2 separate regions of the Mus musculus genome follow, and region 2 is linked to region 1. A link is a loop called in an ENCODE intact Hi-C map of the cell type or tissue named here. Cell type or tissue: heart. All regions are shown on one strand.

The links. Peaks named below come from ENCODE experiments on the same cell type or tissue, not always from the same donor. Only the 100,000 strongest peaks of a DNase experiment are listed, where the experiment ranks them.
Region 2: it touches region 1 in a loop (8-fold over the local background); 35 of 42 quality-filtered maps call a loop at or near these places.

What each region holds. Positions count from the first base shown.
Region 1 is chr19:47,930,959-47,933,458 of GRCm38, reverse strand. No RefSeq gene overlaps it. Among named protein-coding and RNA genes, the nearest start is that of Cfap58, 5.5 kb to the left of the region's middle. In heart, a CTCF peak has its summit at 998 (motif pointing right); no DNase peak of the experiment used is centred here.
Region 2 is chr19:47,881,680-47,884,179 of GRCm38, reverse strand. All of the region lies in intron 7 of Gsto2 (glutathione S-transferase omega 2), which reads right to left. Among named protein-coding and RNA genes, the nearest start is that of Gsto2, 17 kb to the right of the region's middle. In heart, no CTCF peak of the experiment used is centred here; a DNase peak (open chromatin) is centred at 1,459; H3K27ac peaks cover 736 bases.

The DNA.
Region 1 (2,500 bases):
TTGTGTTAGAAGATCTGGTTTTTAAAATTGCTATTTGAGTTTCATTTTTTGTTTGTTTGTTTGTTTGTTTGTTTTGTTTTGTTTTGTTTTGTTTTTGTTTTTCAAGACAGGGTTTCTCTGTGTAGCCCTGGCTGTCCTGGAACTCACTTTGTAGACCAGACTGGCCTCAAACTCAGGAATCCACCTCTCTCTGCCTCCCAAGTTCTGGGATTAAAGGCATGTGCCACCACACCCGGCCTGAGTTTCATTTTTTAAATTATTAAGTAAATTTTGACTTGAGATTAGGACAGAATTGCCAGCAATTTTCTAAGTGGCTTATAACAAAATTTTGGCATTTTTAAAACTTCAAATGTATGTTTGGTAGCATTCTTAGTATTGGTGATTAATAAGACCAGAATATCAATCAACTCTGACAAACACTGAAGGTATTTTAGATCCTTCCCAGTACTAAATGTTAGTCAAAATTAGCTAAATATAAAAAACCACCAGCATGCAACTTTGCTTTTGCCTTTAAAATATGGTAAAACTAAAAGCACACCTCAGAAATATTTTAAGTGAATTTCTTTTTGACTCATTGTCAGTAAATGTTTGACATGTAACCTAATTTTTACACTTATATACCAAGGGACATGTAAATTTTTCTTGGGATTATGAGTAGAATTTTCTTTAAAGTCCTGATTTCAGGCATGCCCCACTCACAGAAAGAACAGTAGGGACTCACAGGCTGTAGACACAGTTATTCTGACAACATGATTTATGATCTGGGAAAAACAAAGATCCCAAAGTGGGCAGTCAGGGATCCCCACGCAGTAGAAAGACGTGTGCTGTGTTCAGATCACAGACGAGCTCCAGACCAACATCAGTGTGGGTGGGGAAATGGATAATGGATAGATGAATGGATGTAACAATTCAGTTTATGATAGAACAAACTGATTCCCCATTTTCTGACCTGAGAACTAGAGTCACTCTGTTCCCCCGAGTGTTGCAGTAACACAGAGAACACTAGATGGCATCGTACTACAGAGAGTCCTCACCTTTCACAGCCTGGAGGACCAGCACCCAAGAGAGCATTGTACTAATCCCACTCCTCCTGTGCACACTTATTTCCCGAACACCTACTATGTGCCCAGCCCTATACTACATATGATGAGAGAGAAAAATACAAAAGGAGCTCAAGTTTCCCCAATTGAACCCAAAAATAAAAATGGTGTGGGCTGCCTTCCCTCCCAAAAGACTCTTCAGAACAGTCAAAGGTAGGCATGGAATGAGAACACCAGGGTGCAGGGCCCTGTGTGCCTTGGACCTTTGACCTTAGTTCCTTGAAGATGTGAAGTGTGGAACCCTCAGCATTTTCTGCCTAGAATCTGGGACCACCCCCATCCCAAGCTAGCGTGTTCCAACACATCCTACCTTCAGATCTCACACCCGCAGTCAATGCCTCCCTGGCAAGAATTCCCATCCCCTGTGTTCTACTTCGTAGACTATCTCATAATGGGAACAGATGATCTGATCATGTACATGGTTAATCCCTATCCTCCTCGCAAGGCAGTTGAACGGCAAAAAACCAACAATCATCATATAAGCCTTGCTTAGGCTTGTACTCAGTTGTGTTGGGCCTGATTTGTCACAAACACCACACACACCCCGGATGATATGTTGACACTCTAACCCCTCATAGCTCAGAACGAGATTATATTTAAAGGTGGGGCCCTTAAGGTTGTGAAGCAATCTGGTCATACAAGCAGGAGCAAGCACAGATACAGGAAAGCCAAGAAAGTCCACTTAAGACAGCAAACTTGCTGACACCTTCATTTTAGACTACTAATCCCCAGTATTATGAAGAAATAAATTCCTGGTTTTCAGGCAGCCTGATATATGGGCTCCTTGGTCTCTTAGAGGACAGAACCAATTCCCAGCTGACTAGTGTGTGAGGCATGTAGCTCTAGCAAACAATGTATCCAGCAACGCTGCAGAGTAAGCAAACATCAGAACACTGCAGAGTAAGTAAGTATCGAGTGAATGGCTACAGAATGACTTCTCAAATATGAAAGACAAGGATGCCACGGGAATAGGAACGGAGGTCGAACTTAAAGAATAAGGACAGAGACAGGGGGGTGGGAGGAATAGAAGAAATCCAAACTACAGGCAATAGCATGGACACATGCCAAGACAGCTGCAAAAGGCCTCCTGCAAAAAGGGCGGGATCTTAGACTCCGGAGGTGGCTCAGTGCTTAAGACCACGTGCTCTCTGGGAAGACCAAGCTTGGTTCCCAGCACCCAGATCAGGAGAAGCACAACCACCTATAGCTACAGCTCCAGGGGATCTGGTGCCTCTGACCTCCATGGACTCTATACATGTGTGCGAGCACACACACACACACACACACACACACACACACAAATAGTAGGGTAGGGGTGAATGGTAGAGAGCTGTCGGAGAATAGCAGAGAAGTTGCCACAAACTCTAGGACCAGTGACAGTGGTGAATACACCTATTTGT
Region 2 (2,500 bases), 49 kb after region 1:
CTTGCTGAAGCTGTGATCTCATCTCCTGCATATTGTTTATAGTCAAGGGGGTACTGCAGACCCCACTGGTCTTTCTTTTGCCTTTCTTTGAGCAGCTTTGGAGCTAGGGCTAGCTAGATGGAGCAATGCTGTTTAGTGGGTTTCCTTACATCACACGTCACCTTTACCATACTTTCTCCGTTTACTCAAATTCTTCGAGTTTCACGATACCAACACCATTGACATTCTAAAGTAAAACAAAACTCTTCCTTCTCAAATCAACCCACACAGTTGGACTGTACAGAAAACACCCTTTTGACAGCCCAGAGCCACAGAGCCACAGGAAGGGACTTCCGGGCAGCCTTGGTCCTGGTGCTTTCTTACCGCATCAGAAAAGTAACCGAGACAGAGGGGAAAGAACGGAGCAAAAGGCTCTCAACTGCCGTCATGTTCTAAAACAGCCAGGGGCCATCCAAACTCTCGGCAGCCTGGGCCTTCTTCCCATCACCCACAGAGGTGCACAAGCAGCCTTAGGCTTTTGCCTCCACGGTTGCAGACTACTGCCACTAGACCTTGCTTGCTTACTGACAGAACCCTTAAATCCTGAGCCAAAATAAGTCCTTCCTCCCAAGCTGCCCTTGCCACACACTTGTCACAGCACGGAGGAAGGGGATTGGTGTACAGGCCAGCCTAACACTTGTGCACTACAGAGTGAATAGCCTCCCCACAGATTCCTTTACGGCTTCCTCCTGGTGACACTGGGCTCCCTGGTAGCCTGGCCTCCCTGGGACTTGTCTTTAGGATCTTCAACAGGAGCCCCCTTGTACGTAAACCTGGCACCGCTCAGAAACGCAACACTGCTTCCCTCTTCGAATCCCAGACACTGAGACAGGAAGAGCCTGCAAAGGGTATCTGGTGTAGACAGTGTTCAAAAGAATCCACTTTACCATGTTCTGAGGTTACAGAGACGGATGAGCGGATAAACGTGCCTGCCATGCTAGTGTGAGGGCCTAATTTCAAATCCTTAAAACCCACGAAAAACTAGTCCAAGCCAGAGAGTAACAGGACCATCTGTGACCCCTGCACTCCGTGCACACACAGGCTGAGGCGTCTGGGAAAGCTCTCGAGGAGACAACCTAAGGCAGAGGAAAGGAAACAGAGGCCCTTGCCTCAAACAAGGTGGAGGTGAGATCAATGCCCAAGGCTACCCTCTGATCACACGTGCCTGCTTTCACACACACACACACACACACACACACATTATGCATACACACAATAATCACTAAAAATATAAATAAGTAAACAGTTTAAAAACGGTAATACAAATGTGTTCTTTTTGTCCCCAGTGACTTTAGAGGGAGACTAGAGGTGTGACAGGGAGCACCCAGTGAGTGACAGACAGCAACAAAGGACTGTTTGGTGTGGTGAAGATGCTTAGCTCCACGAAGCCCTTCCCCTCACGCGAGGGCTCCCCCTAGCGTGGTAAAGAAGGAATATCAGCAGGGAACACAAGTGGAAGAAGTGGGGGGGCTCCCCCTGGTGGCCATCGTTGGTGTGGAACAGCGGCCAAAGCTCCCTTCTCTCAGTTAAAGAGGATCAAAGAAAGAAACCTGCTGGGCTCTTGAGAAAAAGGTGTTACAGAACTGGGAGAATCCTACTTCTTGGGCCACATGCCACCCCATTTTGGTGACAGAAGAGAGATTTTTAAAAGCTAATCCAGACTTCTTCAAACCAAGCATTCTAATAAGCCCAGTCTAAGAACTTCCACCCTTGGGACAGCCACCTGCCTTACACCGACATCATTTAGCTCAACACCAGGGAATCCTGGGTCTCAGTGTTCAAGCAGCGCTGTCTCCTGCTGGACACTGCACTTGATGGAGGAGGGGAAGAGTTCTTACGAGTTGGAAGTCTCTCACACACACACACACACACACACACACACATCTGCTAAGGCACGAAGGAGCAGTAGACTCAAGCCCATACCCAGAGGCAGGAGCAAAGGACTTGGGTCTGGGATCGAGGTCTTTTGAGTTTGTAAGAAAATAAGGGGGTGGGGGGCTCAAAGTTTTCAATTCCAAGTCCTTGCCACACAGAACAGGCCAGCCCTGGCTGAGCTCATGCCGCAGTGAGGAGATTTTCTGTAAGGAGAATCACCGATGTGTTGGGAAGTAGGACCCGCCCCTCCCCATACATGACCAAGTTGTTCTATGAAGATACAAAAATACAAATCAGTATTTAGGGATTGATGAGGCTATGAAAATCCTCAGCTGCAATCCTTTGAATGGGCTCAATTCTCTTATGCAAAATATATTTTGTAAGAGTTGGGTGATAGCTAACGGAATTCTTGTAAAGCAGTGGATGGTGGGTGCAGATCCAAGTGAACCCCTCGAACCTCTGAGCAGGCAGAGGCTTCCTGTGCCCGAGAGCAATGGGAGAAAGTTCAACAGGAGACATGCTCCGCATTTACAGATGTTACACCTCCAGATGTGTGAGAGAGACAAAGTGGAACAGAAGTTAAAAA